2 separate regions of the Homo sapiens genome follow, and region 1 is linked to region 2. A link is an interaction called in ENCODE POLR2A ChIA-PET data of the cell type or tissue named here. Cell type or tissue: OCI-LY7. All regions are shown on one strand. Each heading gives the region's core, and the rest is flanking DNA. Links, peaks and the distances in the headings are about the cores only.

Region 1 (9,950 bases), core at 1,559-6,558, 200 kb after region 2:
ATAAAGAGATAAAAAACTATGAAGACAGGTAAGAGGCATTAAAAAGCTACAATGTATATCTAATAGGAAACAGAAGAAAATGATATAGGGAATGGCAAAGAAGCAATATTTTAAAAAGAATTGGGGGGTGCAGTGACTCACATCTATAATTCTAGTACTTTGGGAGGCTGAGGCAGGAGGATTGCTTGAGGACCAGCCTGAGCAACATAGCGAGCTCCCATCTCTACAAAAAAATTAAGTTTAGCCAGGCATGGTTGTGTGCACCTGTAGTCCCAGCTACTCAGGAAGCTGAGGTGGGAGGATCACTTGAACCCAGGAGTTCAAGCTTCTAGTGAGCTATGGTCATGCTACTGCACTCCAGCCTGGGCAACAAAGTGAGATCCTGTCTCAAAAAATGTATATGTGGGCTGAGAATTTTCCTGAACTGACAAAAAACAGAAGTCAGTTTAAAGTACTGAGCAAGATAAATAAAAATAAACCTACATGGTAGATACATTGTAGAATCTGCATTAATGATAAAGAAAATTGTTTATATGAATTATAAGAATGATTAACTCCAAAGGAATGGCAGGAGTTTGACAGCAGTTTGCTTGATATCAGTGATAGGTGCGAGGTGACAACTGGGTGGTATCTTTAAAGTGCTGAGAGAAGATAAGTAACAACCAGAATTCTCCACTGAATTAAATTTCACTCCAGAAGGTAAAATAAAGATATTTTGAGGTAGATGAAAACTGAGAGCATTTACCACTCACAGGCTTTTGCTGAAAGAACTACAGGTTTATGTATATTAATAAATTTCACAATTCAAAAAAAGCTTTGAAAACCTGAAGTTGTCCTTTGGTAAGTTTTCAGCAACCTCATTTGTGGGGCAAACTTGACCTAAACTAGTTCATGGGCTAATTTTGGTCTTTGTTTATCCCACTTAGTGTGAATACTTATATGTTTCACTGTGGAGACTTTAATATGTTTGAATCCATGGGGTGCTATCCCAACCCTGCTGAAGGTGTTATATCACATCTGGTTTGTGCAACCTTTATAAAATCTCAAAATTTGTCACTTCCAAACCAGAAAGGTCCCAGGATTTCAGATAAGTGATTATGGATCTTATTAAAGGATTATGGATCTTATTTCTTTAGCAAGAAATAATTGAACCAAGAGTGAAGGAGCAGAATGTGGGAAACAGTAGTGAGCATGAAAATTGATTTGATAAATGTAGGTAAACTTAATTAATTATTGATTTTTTTAAAGTAGTCATTTTTTTCTTTTTTCTCTTTTTTTTCTTTTTGAGATGGAGTCTCACTCTGATGCCCAGGCTGGAGTGCAGTGGTGCCATCTAGGCTCACTGCAACCTCCGTCCCCCGGGTTTAAGCAATTCTCCTGCCTCAGCCTCCCGAGTAGCTGGGATTACAGGCACCTGCCACCACACCTGGGTAATTTTTGTATTTTTAGTAGAGACGGGGTTTCACCATGTTGGCCAGGCTGGTCTTGTACTCCTGACTTCATGATGCACCCGCCTCAGCCTCCCAAAGTGCTGGGATTACAGGCGTGAGCCACCACTCCCAGCCTAAAGTGGTAATTTTTACATTTAAAAAGGTATATTGTCCTGTAGGTATGGGGGTGAATTTTTTAAAAAAGGAAAAAAAAGGAAAAGGTAGATATCAAAAGAAATAAATGACATCCAAATTGGAAAGTAAAAGGTAAAACTATATTCACAGGTTACATGGTCCTATGCATAAAAAGCATCCTAAAGAATCCACCAAAAGAAAAAAAAAAAAAAAAAACTTCTAGAGCTTATAAATGAATTCAGCAAAGTTGCAGGGGACAAGAGCAACACATAAAAATCAGTTGTTTCTATATACCATCAATGAACAATCTAAAAAGGAAATTAAGAAAAGCAATTCTGTTTAAAAGAGCATCCAAAAGATTTAGTCTATTAGGAATAAGTCTAACTGAGGAGGTGAAAGACTTGCACACTGAAAACTATAAAACATTGCTGAATGAAATTAAAGAAGAGCTAAATAAATAGAAAGACACCCTGAGTACATGGATAGGATGATGTAACACTGTTAACATGTCAGTTCTACCCAAAGCAATCTACTGATTCAACACAATTTTCTTTTCTTTTCTTTTATCTTCTTTTCTTTTTTTTTTTTTTTTTTTTTTTTGAGACAGAGTCTCACTCTGCCACCCAGGCTGGAGTGCAGTGGCGTGATCTCGGCTCACTGCAACCTCCACCTCCCAGGTTCAAGTGATTCTCCTGCTCAGAATCCTGAGTAGCTGGGATTACAGGCATCCACCACCATGCCCGACTAATTTTTGTATTTTTAGTAGAGATGGGGTTTCACCATGTTGGTCAGGCTGGTTGATTGAACACAATTTCTTTTCTTTTTTTTTTTTTTGAGATGGAGTCTCACTCTGTCTCCCAGGCTGGAGTGCAGTGGCTCAATCTCAGCTCACTACAACCTCCACCTCCCGGGTTCAAGCGGTTCTTCTGCCTCAGCCTCCAGAAAAGCTGGGATTACAGGTGCCCGCCACCACACCTGGCTAATTTTTGTATTTTTAGTAGATACAGGGTTTCACCATGTTGGCCAGGCTGGTCTTGAACTCCTGACCTCAGGTGATCTGCCCGCGTCAACCTCCCAAAGTGCTAGGATTACAGACGTGAGCCACCGCACCTGGCGATTCAACAAAATTTCTATCAAAATAAATAGGCTTTTTCACTGAGAGAAGAAGCTAATCCTCAAAATCATATGGAATAGCCAGGACAATCTTGAAAAAAGAATATAAAATTGGAAAGTTCAAACTTCCCAACTATAAAACTAGCTATGAAGCCACAGTAATTCAAGTATTATGGTCCTGGCATAAGGACAAACATATAGACCACTGGAATAGATTAGGAAGCCCAGAAATAAATCTTTACATATATGGTCATTTGATTTCCTGCAAAGGTGCAATTCAATAGGGAAAGGACAGTCTTTTCAACCAATGGTGCTGGGAAAACTGGATATCCACGTGTGAAAGAATGAAATTGGACTACAACACTCTTAGAAGAAAACAGGGGACAGTTTTCATAACATTAAATTTAGCAATTATTTCATGGATATAACACCAAAAGCATAAGGAACAAAAAATATAGATAAATTGGACTTCATCAAAATTAAGAACTTTTGTGCATCAAAGGATACTATCATGAAAGTGAAAGGACAACCTACACAATAGAAGAAAATATTTGCAAATCATATATCCAATAAGGAATTAATATCCAGAATATGTAAAGAACTCCTGCAACTCAACAACAACAAAACAACCCAATTTAAAAATGGGCAAAGGACTTGAAGAGACATTTCTCCAAAGAAGATATCCAAATGGCCAACACATGAAAAGATGCTCAACATCATTAGTCATTGGTAAAATGCAAATCAAAACAACAATAAGATGCCACTTCACATCTTCTAGGTTGGCTGTTTTTTAAAAAGGAAAATAGCATGTGTTGCTGAGGAGGTGGACAAATTGGAGCCCTTGTGCATTGCTAGTGAGAATGTAAAATAGTACAGCTGCTCTGGAAAACAGTTCGGTTGTTTCTCAAAAGGTTAAACCTATAACTACCATATGACCCAGCAATTGCACTTGTAGGTATACATCTAAAAGAATTAAAGAAGGAACTGAAACAGATACTTGTATACAAATCATAGCAGCATTATTCACAATAGCCAAAAGGTGGAAGTAACCCAAGGGTCCATCAACAGATCAATGGATAAACAATAGATGGTACATACATACAAAGGAATATTATTCTGCTTTAAAAAGAAAATAAATTTATGGCCCTGCAGTGGCTTACACCTGTAATCCCAACACTTTGGGAAGGTACGGTTGAAGGATCATTTAAGGCCAGGAGTTCAAGGCTTGAGACCAGCCTGGGCAACATAGGGAGACCCTGTCTCTATTATTTAAAAATTATGAAGGAAGGAAAGAAGGAAGGAGGGAAAGAAAGAAAGAAATTTTGATACATGCTACATGTACGGCCCTTGAAGACATTATTCTTAGTGAAATAGGCCAGAACGACAGATATTACATGATTCCACTTATATGAGGTACTTAGAATAGGCAAATATATAGAGATAGAAAGTAGAATAGAGGTTATGAGGGTCTGGGGGGTGGGCAGAAGGGGGTGTTGTTGTTTAATTGATGTAGAGTTTTTGTTGGGGATGATGAAAAAGTTTTGGGTATTGATAGTGTTCATGGTTGCACAGCATTGTGAATATATTTAATGACACTGAATTGTACAGTTGCAAATGGTTAAATGATAAATATTATGTATAGTTTACCACATTAAAAAAGTTTTCCAATTTAAAAAGAGATAGATTCTAGTCACATTCTAAAAAATAATATCAGAAGATGAGAAGACTGCACATAAGTTATAGAAAGTGTGCTTTGGGCTTTGTCTTGTTTTATTTTTATTTTTGTTTTGTTTGTTTATTTATTTTGAGACAGGGTCTTGCTCTGTCACCCAGGCTGGAGTGCAGTGGTGCGATCACAGCTCACTGCAGCCTTGACCTCCTAGGCTCCAGCAGTCCTCCCACCTCAGCCTCTCAAGTAGCTGGGACCAAAGGCATGCACCACCATGCCCAGCTAATTTTTGTAATGTTTCATAAAATCAAGGTTTCACTATGTTGCCCAGGCTGGTCTCAAACTGCTGAGCTCAAGCAGCCCACCCACCTCAGCCTTCCAAAGTGCTGGGATTATAGGCATAAGCCACCATGCCTGGCCCATTGTCTTGTTTTGGAGAGTTATAAAGATAATGAGTATTTTCAGACATTTTCAAAAATATGTAGATAGGCCAGGCGCGGTGGCTCATGCCAGTAATCCCAACACTTTGGGAGGCTGAGATGGGTGGATCACTTGAACTCAGGAGTTTGAGACCAGTCAGGGCAACATGGTAAGACCCCATCTCTACTAAAAATCCAAAAAAATAGCTGAGTGTGATGATGCCTGCCTTTGGTCCCAGCTAATTGGGAGGCTGAGGTGGGAGGATCAGTGCTTGAGCCTGGAGGGCAGAGGTTGCAGTGAGCCAAGATGGGGCCACTGCACTCCAGACTGGGTGACAGTGGGAGACAATGTCTGGGGAAAAACAATGTAGATAAATATTATGTTAATGTTTTAAGATGGGGTCTCACCATATTGCCCAGGCTGGACTCAAACTGCTGGGCTCAAGCGATCCTCCATCCTCAGCCTCTGAGTAGAACTACAGGCATGCACCACCATGCCTGGCTGATTATGTTAAATTTTAATACTGAAAGATTATAGATTTTGTCTATAGCTTCCAAACTAACAGGGAGGGTAGAAAAGAATTAAAACAAAACTTTACTAACACAATAGAAGGTGGGAAAAGAAGGTGGGGAAAGGGAAAGAAGAATGGATAATGGGAAAGACAAAATAAGATATCAGGTCAGAAATTAATCAGATACACTGAAAAGCTACTCGTTAACATATAGTGACTGTAAGGTTGGGTAGAGAAGCAGAATCTAGCCATATGCTATTTACAAGAGATATACATAAACAAAATGACCTAGAAGGGTTATTAAAGGCACAGAAACAGATACACCAGGAAAATACCAATCAAAATAAAGCTGGTATTGCAATATTATAATAAAAATATCAGACTCAAAGCCTGGAATTTAGAAAAATTAGTAAGATATAGACTTTCAATATTTCCTGTGTGGCTAGCTTCAAAGATACATTCTACCTGGCATCACTTACCTGTCTTTCTTATCTTTCTAAATCAATTTCCACAAATATTTATGAGTAACTATCAGTTAGGTAATGAGTCAGGTAATATAGTAGAGGCAAAGATGAGTACAGCCTAAGTGCTTACTCCATAGAACTGACAGTCTAATAGGAGAAAGTCCAGTAACTTTAAAACAAAGTAGCAAATTGTGAGCACTGTTAGAGAGTTTTAAGTGAGATACGATGGAAATTGGGCATGGGAGATAAAATCAGGAAAAGACTTTACACAAAATTGGCATTTGAGATGGTCTTTAAAAGCTATACCAAAGCTATAATTTCACTAGACCATGACCTAGACATCAGCTTTTTCCCCCTTAGAATATGAAGCACAATTTGGGACTACTTCTTTGCTGGACAGTTTCATAAATTTAGGCTACAGTATTATCATTTCAGACTTCATTTGCTGGAAATGTAGCCTACTGCATTTACCTATAACAGCTCATTTGCTGTATTTTTTATTTTCCTTTCCTTAAGACAATAGCACTGCGTGGTTAGGTTAACACTTTCATTGCTTTTGAAAGCCCCTCTTCTAACCTAATCTTTTGCCAGGTGATGTCCGCATACTTCCTCAGGGTGTCTTAGAAGTAGATTTCTATGCTAGCTCTCCATGAAAGGAGAAGAGTATATAATTTGCTTTTTCATACAGTGCTGTTACTATTAGGAAGGAACTAACTTTATTCTAAATGAAAACACACTCTATATTAAAGACAAGTTAGATACTTTCCCATGAAGTTGGTCTAGGAGAAGGGAAACGGAATAGATGCCTCCTGAAATTTTTTCCTGTTCCATTCAGAGTCAGATTTTTCCCCCCCTTTATATGGTCAACAAATGAAAACTGGCATTTGGAATTACCATCGTTCCCCCCATTGCTTGCCATCTTCAAATTTAATGTCTGCCTCTCCACAAAGATTAACATGTTTCCACTCCTGATTTACTTGTCAGGGAATTTAGAAGTTTTCTGGAACCTAAAGTTCACTCTGGTAGGGATGATTACTGGATAATTGCCTATTCTTCGGTGGAATTTCCACTTTTAGATTACACCAGGCTCTACAGCCTTTATTTCTTTGGCAGGAAAACCCAAAGGCAATGGAGTATATTTTTTTCCCTTCCCTGGCCCAGCTTAAACAATGACTCACTTGGGCCCTGGGGCTTTGCTTCATACTCTCATTTAGGGGCCACTTTATACCCTTGTTTCTATTTTCCTTTCTTGTTCTGTTTGGACCCTTTATATCCTTTGGCACATGGGATTTGTCTCTGGGGTTATTGTCAGAGAGATATATAAAACCACCCCAAACTGGAACAGCCACTCCAGTTATGTCCCCATAGCCATGTCATCCTTATGGCAGCTGGTATAGGCCAGGGAGAGTACAGAAATAATATCTTTTTTCTTTTTTTTTTTTTTTTTTGAGACTGAGTCTCACTCTGTTGATCAGGCTGGAGTGCAGTGGCATGATCTCGGCTCACTGCAACCTCCACCTCCCAGGTTCAAGTGATTCTCCTGCCTCAGCCTCCCGAGTAGCTGGAATGACTGGTGCACGCCACCATGCCCAGCTAATTTTTGTATTTTTAGTAGAGACAGGGTTTCACCATGTTGGCCAGGCTGGTCTCCAACTCCTGACCTCAAGTGATCCACCCGCCTTGGCCTCCCAAAGTGCTGGGATTACAGGCGTGACCCACTGCGCCCAGCCCAGAAATAATATCTTTAAGGAAACCTAATTCCAAATGCAGTAGAGGGAAAAGTATTCTCCAAAAAGAAAGATATGAGTGCCAGTGTCATCCAGTTAGAGGCTAAAAGGCTTTCCTCCATATGCGTTGCTCGAATGACTGATTCAGATGTCCTCTGTGTGTACCTGTGGAAGGTGGGAAGCACTCAGAGGAACTGGCCTCCAAGAGTTTTCGGAAAGGTATGGTTATATGAAGAGACTTCCCCATAGAAGGACTAGGTCTAATCTAGAGTTCAGAGTTTTGTTGGGGAGAAAAATTCCCCGTTTTTGGCAGTGGTTCTCTCTGGTCTCAATTTTTCATTCTGATTCCAGCCTTCTGGATTCCATCTAACAATGACTTCTTGACTTTTCTCTTTGCAGTTTTAACAGTGTATGCCAGGGAACACACATTCTCTTTCGAGAATTCAGCTTCGTCCAAGCCACCCCCCACAATAGGGTATCATTTTTACGGGCCTTCTGGAGATGCTTCCGAACTGTGGGCAAAAATGGCGGTAAGTCTTCCCAAATTCTTTTTCCTTCCTTCCTTCCTTCCTTCCTTTCTTCCTTCCTTCCTTCCTCTCTCTCTCTTTCTTTCTCTCTCTCTTTTCCTCTCTTTCTCTTTCAAACTTTTTCTTTTGTTCCTATAAATATTGTTTGAATGCATGCTATTCAAGGCATTTAGAATACCTCACTTTTGAGGAGTTGTCTGGTTTATGTCAAAGATATTACTATTACCACTACCATCACTAATGGTACCTATTAAGAGCCAAGTGTAGCTCTTTACATGTAGTAACTCATTTATCTTTACAAGGGCTCTCTGTGGTAGATACCATAATCCCCATTTTGTAACTAATGAAACTGAGGATCAGAGAGGTTAAGTAACTTGGCAAGGTTACATAGTAAATTCTGGGCCCAGATTTATACCCAGGCAGTCTGACTTCACAGCCCTTGCTCTTGGCAGATATTAAAATGCCATGCAGTAAATACAAGGAATAATGTGAATATGAAGAAAGAAACTCCTGAATGGGGGTGGGATGGGGATACTGTTGTTAGAGAAGGGAGAGAAAAGTGGAGTAGAGAAGGTTCTCCTTAGAACTGACTGTTTGATCTAAGCTGGGAAGGAAGAGTAGGAATCATTCACATGGATAAAGGAGAGAAGGGCATCCTAGGTAGAACATATGCTGAAGCACAAAAGAACCTAGAATACTTACATAACAGATCAGGATGTCTAGAGTTTGTGTGGAGTTTATGAAGGAGGTTAGGGGAGATGAGACTGTAAAGGAATAATGGAGCTGCTGAAAGATCATTTTTTAGCCATAAAAAAGAAATTGGGCCAGGCACAGTGGCTCAGCCTGTAATCCCAGCACTTTGGGATGCCAAGGCAGGTGGATCACTTGAGGTCAGGGGTTTGAAACCAGCCTGTCCAACATGGTGAAACCCCGTCTCTACTAAAAATACAAAAATTAGCCAGGTGTGGTGGCGCACTCCTATAATCCCAGCTATTCAGGAGGCTGAGGAACGAAAATCGTTTGAACCCTGGGGGACAGAGGTTGCCGTGAGCCGAGATCGTGCCACTGCTCTCCAGCCTGGACGACAGAGCAAGACTCTGCCTCAAAAAAAAAAAAAAAGAAAAAAGAAAAGAAAAGAAATTGGGGCTGGATGTGGTGGCTCACACCTGTAATCCCAGCATTTTGGGAGCCCAAGGTGGGAGGATCACTTGAGCCCAGGAGTTTGAGACCAACCTGGACAACATACTGAGACTTCGTCTCTACAAAAAAATAAACAAAATTAGCCAGGTGTGGTGGCACATACCTGTACTCACAGCTACTTGGGAGGCTGAGGTGGGAGGATCACTTGAGCTGAGGGAGGTTGAGGCTACAGTGAGTCATGATTATGCCACTGACTCTAGCCTAGGTGACAGCGAGATCCTGCTTCAAAAAAACAAACAAACAAACAAAAAAGTTAAATTTTATTCTCTGGGTATTATTTGAAGGCTTTTTTTTTTTTAAAGACCCTGTTGCAGCCGGGCACGGTGACTCATGCCTGTAATCTCAGCACTTTGGGAGGCCGAGGCGGGCAGATCACAAGGTCAGGAGATCGAGACCATCCTGGCTAACATGGTGAAACCCCATCTCTACTAAAAAATACAAAAAAATTAGCCGGGTGTGGTGGCGGGTGCCTGTAGTCCCAGCTACCCGGGAGGCTGAGGCAGGAGAATGGTGTGAACCCAGGAGGTGGAGCTTGCAGTGATCCAAGATCGCGCTACTGCACTCCAGCCTGGGTGACAGAGCAATACTCCGTCTCAAAAAAAAAAAAAAAAAAAAAAAGACCCTGTTGCCCAGGCTGGAGTGCAGTGGCATGATCATATGATCATAGTTCACTATAACCTTGAGCTTCCAGGCTCAAGTGATCTTCCTAACTCAGCCTCCCAACTAGCTAGGACTACAGGTACATGCCTACCAT
Region 2 (9,950 bases), core at 2,666-7,665:
GTTTTTAAAAATATAAAGAGATTTGGAAAAATGGACACTCAAAGTCAATATTGGTAAGAGTATAATTGGTACAAACCTTTAGGAGGACAATTTGACAGTTACTAAAATGTACATAATCTAGTTCTGGCCCAGTAATCCACTATGAGGAATTTATCGTACAGATCTGTGCAAGTATGCAAAGAAAAATGTACAAGGATGTTTACTGCAATACTGCTTTTTTTTTTTTTTTTTTTGAGACAGTCTCGCTCTGTCGCCCAGGCTGGAGTGCAGTGGCGCAATCTCAGCTCACTGCAACCTCCGCCTCCCGTGTTCAAGCGATTCTCCTGCCTCAGCCTCCTGAGTAGCTGGGACTACAGGCACGTGCCATCACACCTGGCTAATTTTTTGTAGTTTTAGTAGAGACGGAGTTGCACTGTGTTAGCCAGGCTGGTCTTGATCTGCTGACCTCGTGATCCTCCCGCCTGGGCCTCCCAAAGTGCTGGGATTACAGGCGTGAGCCACTGCACCCGGCTTTTTTTTTTTTTTTTTCTGACAGAGTCTCTCTCATGTCACCCGGGCTGTAGTGCAATGGCGTGATCTTGGCTCACTGCAACCTCCATCTCCCGGGTTCAAGCAATTCTCCTGCCTCAGGCTCCCAAGTAGCTGGGATTACAGGCACCTGCCACCACGCCCGGCTAATTATTTTTTATTGTATTTTTAACAGAGATGGGGTTTCACCATGTTGGTCAAGCTGGTTTCAAACTCCTGACTTCAGGTCATCCACCTGCCTCAGCCTCCCAAAGTGCCGAGATTACAGGCGTGAGCCACTGTGCCCGGCCCTTTTTTTTTTTTCTTTTTTTTTCTTTTGAGATGAAGTCTCGCTCTCTCGCCCAGGCTGGAGTGCGATGGCACCATCTCAGCTCACTGCAACCTCCACCTCCCAGGATCAAGCGATTCTCCTATCTCAGCCTCCCAAGTGGCTGGGATTACAGGCATGTGCCACCAAGCCCAGCTAATTTTTTGTATTTTTGGTAGAGACGGGGTTTCACCTGTTGGCCAGGCTGGTCTTGAACTCCTGACCTCAAGTGATCCACCCGCCTCGGCCTCCCAAACTGTTGGGATTATAGCTGTGAGCCACTGTGCCCAGCCAGCACTGCTTAAGATAAAAATAAAATAAAATAAAAAAATAAATCTGGAGGCCAGGCATGGTGGCTCATGCCTGTAATCCCAGTGCTTTGGGAGGCTGAGGTGGAGGATTGCTGGAGTGTGGGAGGTCAAGGCTGCAGTGAGCTATGATCACGCCACTGTACTCCAGCCTGCGTGACAGAGTGAGACGCTGTCTCTAAAAAAAATAAAAAATCTGGAAATTACATGTTCATCAACAGGGAACCTTTTACATAAATTATGACATATCCATTCAATAGAACACTATGAAACTGTTAAAAAGAATGCGGTTAATCTATGTGCTGGAACAGAAACATGCACAAATTTTATTAATTGAAAAAAAGGCAAGTTGCAGAACTTGTGGAATGATTTTATTATATATGGTTATAAACGTATGTGTGTTTGAGGGCATGCCTGAAAATGGTTAGAACATTCCTGGAATTATAAGAAACTTAATAGGAGTGGGACTTGGGAGGGAAATGAATTTTTACTGTTAACGTGGTGTGTTTCTTTTTTCTTTCATAGAAGGAGCAGAGAGTAGTGGGGAAAGTGTGAGTCAGGGCGCAGAAACAGCAAAGTGCATCGTATGTATGGGACTGAACATGTGGGGTTGATTTTAGGACTGAAATTTTGTTGGGAAGTAGTGGAACACAAGATTGACACAGAAGGTTAAGAACAATTCTTTTTCTTTTTTTTTTGAGACGGAGTCTCACCTGTCGCCCAGGCTGGAGTGCAGTGGCGTGATCTCAGCTCACTGCCACCTCCACCTCCTGGGTTCAAGCAATTCTCCTGCCTCAGCCTCCCAAGTAGTTGGGACTACAGGCACAAGCCGCCATACCTGGCTGATTTTTTTGTATTTTAGCAGAGATGGGGTTTCACCTTGTTGCCCAGGCTGGTCGCAAACTCCTGAGCTCAGGCCATCCGCCCGCCTCAGCCTCCCAAAATGCTGGGATTACACATGTGAGCCACTGTGCCCGGCCAGGAATGATTCCTAAAGGATCTTGAATCCCAGGGTATGGAATTGGTACTTTATTAAGTAGATAATGGGGGGGCTATTAAAGGTACCTGAGCAAGAGGGTGGCAAAATCAGAGTTGTACTTTAGGAAAATTAATTAGCTTGATTGTCTAAAATGGTTTAGAGTTGGGAACCCAGCTAGGAGTATGATATGAGGTGTTAGCAGTGGAGAGGATGAGAGCAGATTCAAGAAAGAATGAAAGATTTGGCAACTGACTAGATTAGGTGCAAAGGCAAGGGTGGGTCCCATTTAGGGAGGTGAGTCAAAGAGAATTCCAGGATTTGATTGCCCAATGGAAGTAGGAAGTCAGGAGAAGCCAGTCTCAAGGGGAAGGTGAGGCATTTAAATTGCAACCTGTTCACTTTTAGGTACCAATAAGGCATTCTAATGGAATCATCTGAGTAGGCCTAGAAAATACACGATGGAAGCTGGAAGAATAGATGCAGAATCAATGATATAGATTTGGGAATCACATTGATAGAGTGAATGAGACTGCAGATTGGGGGATTGGAGAGAGTGAAAGGATGGCCAATGAAGACAGATCCACATGTAGGAGAAGAAGAAAGGAATGAAAGCAATATGGTCATGGTAACCTTGGATAAATTGGTGAGGATATACAGAAATAGTTTTCTTCAGTCATTGGTCATTGGCATATTTACTTTATTTAAATATTACCAGAAATAAACTGAAGATTACATTTAAGGAGAGGGTGTGATGGTAATCAGGAATTGGCTTAACAAAGGATGTTTGTGCAGTCCGGGTCCTGGAGAGTTTTAGAACAAGATGACAAAATCCCTTTTTGTCTTGGATGACTTAGGTGCAGCCCTACTTTAAGGTGAGTATTAGATGTCTGATGCTACTCATTTATTCATTCAACAAATATTTATCAGCACCTATTATGTGGAGGGACTCTTCTAGGCACTGCAATGATCAGTAGATAAAATAGACTCCCCAAAATTTCCTCCCTTTGTGGTGCTCACACTATAGTGAGGAAACGTAGACAATCAACACATAAATAAATTATATAGTATGTTATTAGACAATATGTCCAGTGGGAAAAGAAAAAGAATAAAACTAGGTAAAGGGATAGGGAAGTGGGGTTGGAAAGACCGTAATTTTATTTTATTTTTCAACTTCTATTTTAGAATCGAGGATACATGTGCAGATTTGTGATAAAGGTATATTGTGTGATGCTGAGGTTTGGGGTATGATTGAACCTAGGTAGTGAGCATAGTACCTAACAGTAAGTAGTTTATCAGTCCCTGCTTGCCGGGGTCTGTCCCACAGACCTTGACCCAACAACGGTTGAATAACGTACACTAACACAGATATTCTGCCTGTCACTCCAGCTAAGGGTCTGGGCCCCTCACAGACACCAAGGAAGGTGCTGTAAAGAGTAGCAGCCGGCCCCATCAGCCAGCGAAGCTTGCATTTATTCAGTATAGATTAAATGACAAAGGTTTTGAGTAAACACTGCTAGAGGGTAATTGACCTGGTTGCCAACAACCCCGCCCCCACCCCCTGCGGTTGTGCACCCGGTTGATCAAAGATTGGTCTTAAGACCACATGAGTAAACAAGCTATTCAGATAAACTACTCTACATTCCTTTGTATCTACTTTAAGCTATTTACTCAAAGTAAGGATTAGGCGGCTTTCAGCCATAACCCTATCCTGAGACTTTTGCAAAACCTTCCGGCCTTCCAAGAAGATTTGTGTCTATATTTTATAACTTCATCTTAAAATTTTCCCACCAGCCTGACTGAACTCCCACACTTGCTCATCTCCCACTCTCCCATCTCTAGTAGTCCCAAGTGTCTATCGTTCCCTTCTTTATGTCCTTGTGTACCCAATGTTTAGCCCCTGTTTCTAAGTGAGAACGTGCAACCTTTGGTTATCTGTTTCAGCATTAGTTTGTTTCGGATAATGGCCTCCAGCTGCATCCAGGCTGCTGCTAAGGACATTATTTCATTCTTTTTTTATGGCTGCATAGTTTTACATGATATATGTACCACATTTCTTTAATCCACCATTGATGGGCACAAGGGTTGATTCCATGTTTTTGCTATTGTGAATAGTGCTGCAATGAATATATGGGTACATGTGTCCTTTTGGTAGAATGATTTTTTATCCTTTGAGTATATACCCAGTAATAGGATTACTGGGTCGAATGGTAGTTCAACTTTTAGTTCTTTGAAAAATCTCCAAACTGCTTTCCACAGTGGCTGAATTAATTTACATTCCCACCACAGTGTACAAGTGTCCCCTTTCCTCTGCAGCCTTGCTAGCATCTATTAAATTTTTACCTTTTAACAAAAGCCACTCTGACTCGTATAAGGTGGTATCTCATGGTTTTGATTTGCATTTCTCTGATGATTAGTGATGATGAGCATTTCTTCATATGTTTATTGGTCACTTGTATCTCTTTTGAAAGTGTTTGTTCATGTCCTTTGCCCACTATTTATTTATTTATTTATTTATTTAGAGACAGAGTCTTACTCTGTTGCCCAGGCCGGAGTACAATGGCACAATCTCAGCTCACTGCAACCTGTGCCTCCCAGGTTCTCCTGCCTCAGCCTCCTGAGTAGTTGGGATTACAGACACCCACCACCATGCTTGGCTAATTTTTGTATTTTTAGTCGAGATGGGGTTTCGCCATGTTGGTCAGGCTGGTCTCGAACTCCTGACCTCAGGTGATCCACCCACCTCAGCCTCCCAAAGTGCTGGGATTACAGGCATGAGCCACTGCACCCGGCTTGCCCACTTTTTAAATGGGGTTGTTTTTCACTTGTTGATTTAAGTTCTTTATGGATTCTGGATATTAGACCTTTGTTGGATGCATAGCTTGCAAATATTTTCTCCCATTCTGTAGCTTGTCTATTACTCCCTTGATAGTTTCTCTTGCTGTGCAGAAGCTCTCTACTTTTGGTAGGTCCCATTTATCCATTTATCATTTTTTGTTTTTGTTGCAATTGCTTTTGACAACTTAGCCATAAATTCTTTGCCAAAGCTGATAATGAGAAGGGTATTTCCTAGGTTTTCTTCTAGGATTTTTATATTTCAAGGGAAAGGCTGTGTTTTCTTTCTGTTGTTGGTTTTTTTTTTTGTTTTTTTTTTTTTTTTGAGACAGGGTCTTGCTCTGTCACCCAGGCTGGAGTGCAATGGCGTGATCACAGCTCAACTGCAGCCTTGACCTCCTGGGCTCAAGTGATTGTCCCACTTCAGCCTCTCGAGTAGCTGAGACTATAGGCATGCATGAAAACACCTTTTTTTTTTTTTTTTTTTTGTAGAGACACAGGATCTCATTATGTTACCCAGGATGATCTCAAACCCATGGACTCAAGCAATTCTCCTGCATCAGCCTCCCAAAGTGCTGGGATTACAGGTATGAGCCACCACACCCAGCTGACTATAATATATATATGTATATAAAAGGAGGCCAGGGGCAGTGGCTCATGCCTATAATCCCAGCACTTTGAGAGGCCGAGGCAGGTGGATCACCTGAGGTCAGGAGTTCGAGACTAGCCTGGCCAACACGGTGAAACCCTGTCTCTACTAAAAATACAAAAATTAGCCAGGCATGGTGGCAGATGCCTGTAATCCCAGCTGCTCGGGAGGCTGAGGCAGGATAATCTCTTGAACCCGGGAGGCGGAGGGTGCAGTGAGCCAAGATCACACCATTGCACGATCCAGCCTGGGCAACAGAGCAAGACTCCATCTCAAAACAAACAAACAACAACAAAATATTTATATATGAAAGGGTGGTCAGGGTAGGTTTCACTGAGATTACATTTGAGCAAAGACTTAAAGGCAAAGGAGTTAGCCATGAGTATATCTAGGGGAAGAAAGTGCCAGCAAGGGCCAACAACTGTGCAAAGGCCTTATGTTTTTGAGGAAGACAGAGGCTAGTGTCACTGGCCCAGGGTAGCATGCAGTAGAGGGGTAGTAGCAGAAGAAATCTTATAACAGTGGGGGGTGAGGACTGGCAGATCCCACAAGGCCTTGTAGAAATCTTATACAGTACCTTGCCCGTAGTAGGTATTCAATAAATGTTTGCCCAGTCATCTTTTGCCTTCTAGGATTATCATCAAATAGCATTTATCTGTGTATTTATTGGAGTTACGTGTGCTTTTATTCCAGGGTCTTCTCAGTAGTCCTTTTACATAAGGAGTATATTTATGAACATACTGCCCTCTGAGGGCAGTGAAGCCCTTGTGGGCATTAGAGATCAAAGTGAATGCTGTATTTTTGCAACTGAAAACAGGAAACAAATGTCAAATACTGTGGCTGCTGAATAACTGTGCTGGGCATTTCTGAAAAGCCTGTTAGGGTTGAGACAGTGCTCATTCTTTTGTAATCACAAGCTGAATTCTGGTTGAAGCATCCCTACCATGGGATATGTATCCATATTTCCAGCCTAAAAGGAGCAGCTTCAGTGATGAGCTTCCTTCAACTTTCAATGCAGGTGCCCTCTGCATTATTTCCCTGGAGATAGCAGTGGTGACATTAATACAGATTTCAAGTGGCTGTGGGTTTTAGTGCCTTAACTGTCTTCCAGGATTGCAAAGCCTACCCTGGCTTGCACTTGATTGCATTTAGTAGGTGCTGGTTGAATGAAGGAATGAATAGCCTTTATTTTTTCTTTTCTCATATTCATTTTCCATAGCCCCCAAAATGTAGGCTGTCCAAGAACTTTGACCACAGAAGCATCAGCGCCACCAAAGAGGAAGGAGGGAGAAGGGAGAGATAGGGACCTCATTAGAAGACTATCAACAGGCTTTTAGGGCCTGGAGGGAAAACCATCAGGAAGAGCAAGATACGTGAAAGTTCTTGGCTCTTTGTGTCTTATAAAATGAAATAAGCAGATTGTGTAGCTTGTGGCTAACTTAGCCTTGGGTTTAAACTATGACCCTTAATTAGGCTGTCTGGGTCTGTTTTAACACCATGTCAAGGAGACCAAAGTTATGAGTTGGAGCTTTGACTAGACATCAAACTTTATTCCCTATGCTGAGCTCTGCTAGCCTCTGCAGCTGGTTAACGGGAGAATGGTGTGGAGAGAAAATAAGTAGGCAGATGAGGGAATGTTTCAAAACAAAGAGTGCCTAAAAACATCCCAAAACACACATCCTATTAAGTGAATCAGTCGACTCAACTTCACATTTGAAGAAAAGATATATTACAGACTGTTTCGTAGCCATAAAAAGGACTCAGCCACATTTCTTTTATCATTATGTCCATAAATAGAAACCAGACAACTTAGGGCCAGGTGCGGTGGCTCACGCCTGTAATCCCAGCACTTTGGGAGGCTGAGGCGGGCGGATCACAAGGTCAGGAGATTGAGACCACGGTGAAACCCCGTCTCTCCTAAAAATACAAAAAATTAGCTGGGCGTGGCAGTGGGCGCCTGTAGTCCCAGCTACTTGGGAGGCTGAGGCAGAAGATTGTGCCACTGCACTCCAGCCTGGGCGACAGAGCGAGACCCTGGATAACCTTGGATATCAGTGCATTACTGGGTCCTCTTAGAACCCTCTTAGAACCCACTTAGAAACCTGTGCACCCTCAGCTTTTGTAGATGCTGCCTCTGAGTTCCTATGCATTGAATTTAGGCCTACGTTTGGTGACAGCTTCAGTTTATCCAGAGTCCTTTCTATGGGCCAGAGATCCTTTCATTTTAGATTCCACAGTTTGTTCATACACCATAGACAGACCGTGACTGTATTTTGAGTGAGTTTGCAAAAATATGGCCAGTTTGTTAGAACTTGACCCACCATCTGCTCACTTATCAGTTTCAGGGTTTTTTTGTTTTGTTTTTTTAGTGACAAGGTTTTGCTCTGTTACCCAGGATGGAATGCAGTGGCGTGATCATAGCTCACTGTAACCTTGAACTCCTGGGCTCAAGCAATCCTCCTGCCTCAGCCTCCCAAGCAGCTGGGACTACAGGCATGAGCTACCACACCTGACTAATATTTTTAAATTTTTTTGTAGAGATATGGTCCTGTCATGTTGCCCAGGCTGATCGTGAACTCCAGGCCTCAAGCAATACTCCTTACTTCTGTCTTGGCCTCCCAAAGTGGTGAGATTACTTTGGTGTAGCCACTGTGCCTGACCCTAGTTTCAGATTTTATACCAGAGAACTAGACAAGGAATTCCCAACCTTTGTTTTATCCCAAGATGTCCTCCTTTTCTGCTTTTTTTTTCCCTCCCAAAGAGAACAGTGGGGGTTGGAGGGATGGTTATCCTTGGGCTATTCTACTTGTTTTTGTTCTGGCACACCTACTCCTTACTACAGTTAGAAAAATTATACACTGTAGCTTATACTCAGATCTCTGGTCACTTAAATACAAGAAGCTTCAGTCTTTCTTACTTTCATTTTTTGTCTTTTTTTGGGATGGTGGTGGTAATGGTGTTGCTAGACTCTAAGCTCTGTAAGATTATGTCTTTGTTTAGGCATGGGCAGTGCCTAGCCCATAGCAGATGAATGAATGAATGAATGAATGAATGAATGGGGATATTATCCTATAGATGGTGTGTGGTTTAGAAAATCAACTATTGAGACTTGACATGAAATTCTACATCGGGCGTTGAGATTAACATGATTCCCAGTTTTCACTGAGGGATATCACATCCAGAGAACCTGAGAAGGGATCCCTAGCTCCTTGTTCTAGCCTTGAGAAGTAGTGGATGAGCTATGAAAAGACAGCTTTTAAAAATAAATGAAATCCTAGTGATAATTTGATCCACTCTCAGACTAACTATGAAAGTTGACTAAGATCAAACAGAGCTAGTGGCAGATCTGGGACTGGAATTAGCCCTCCATGTCCCCAGCTCCAGTACTTTTCTTACTACATGAGATAGTCTTGCCAGTGACCATCACTGCAAGGCAAAGTAAAGTTCTGTAACAAAGACCTAGAACAGAAATAGAAGATACATGGTATACATGCCATGACATTTCCTTCCAGTGCACAGAAGAGATGTCACTAGCCATATGACATTCTTCCCATTGGGTGCGAATAGGCCCTCAGGCAGCCACTACCAACCAGTCAGAGTCAGCACTCAAGAGGAAACCCATCTACCATTCCTCTTCCAGAGGAAATAAAGGTTTCATCAGTCAAGGAACTCTGGCCTCGACCTGTCTTCTCCAGATGAGCTGAAAACTCCAGCAGGAACCTCACACTCTTTATTGCTCTTCACTGTGCCCACATCCACAAAGGACTTAAAAGTGATGTCTGTAAGCAGGTTTTCCACAGCATGGGTCTGCCAGACAGAGCAGGTGCAGGATTAGTCATGACTCCAAGCCAGGCAAGGTGATTAAGAAAAGCTAAATTTATATTAAATTATCATAAAGTCCTAAAATACTGAACATAGTGGTTAAATAACTCCAGAAAGTCCAATCTCTCCAGTGAGTAACGTTAAAACCATTACACATGAGCATGGGAGAATCGCTTCCATTAGTTTAGGACAGAGAGATTTTGCTTTTTACAGAGTAAATCAGTGCTCAAATAGATACTTCCTCAAATATGTCCTTTCTACATTCTGAACAGCCCAAGTGCAATAAGATCCTTCCCCCTTTCCAATCAAGAAAATGCCACTTTTCTACTTGCTCTTCCTCCCCAGACGTGAGTCTAAGGACCCAAAGTGCTCACTCCTTTACTGCTTGTTAAGTGTAATGTGGGGAGGCTCAGAACTGGGGCTGACGCTACTGAGAGCAAGGCTAAGGGCCTGGTATCTCTCTCTAGCAGTCTTAGAACTGACTAGAAAAGAATTGATCTTGTCCTTTTTCACTTTGGTAGCTGA

Evidence for each region. ChIA-PET counts read pairs that join two places held together with the same protein. Peaks named below come from ENCODE experiments on the same cell type or tissue, not always from the same donor. Only the 100,000 strongest peaks of a DNase experiment are listed, where the experiment ranks them.
Region 1: POLR2A ChIA-PET joins it to region 2 with 5 read pairs; 2 of 35 experiments call an interaction of 5 or more read pairs at or near these places.

What each region holds. Positions count from the first base shown.
Region 1 is chr11:47,044,520-47,054,469 of GRCh38, forward strand. It overlaps CSTPP1 (centriolar satellite-associated tubulin polyglutamylase complex regulator 1), which reads left to right. Exons shown (of 9, transcript NM_024113.5): 3 at 7,869-7,999. Among named protein-coding and RNA genes, the nearest start is that of CSTPP1, 110 kb to the left of the region's middle. In OCI-LY7, for the core only: no CTCF peak of the experiment used is centred there; a DNase peak (open chromatin) is centred at 3,632; H3K4me3 peaks cover 934 bases; H3K27ac peaks cover 1,209 bases.
Region 2 is chr11:46,847,406-46,857,355 of GRCh38, forward strand. The region is part of intron 2 of LRP4-AS1 (LRP4 antisense RNA 1); the gene reads left to right. It overlaps LRP4 (LDL receptor related protein 4), which reads right to left. Exons shown (of 38, transcript NM_002334.4): 38 at 9,312-9,950. Among named protein-coding and RNA genes, the nearest start is that of LRP4-AS1, 6.0 kb to the left of the region's middle. In OCI-LY7, for the core only: no CTCF peak of the experiment used is centred there; no DNase peak of the experiment used is centred there.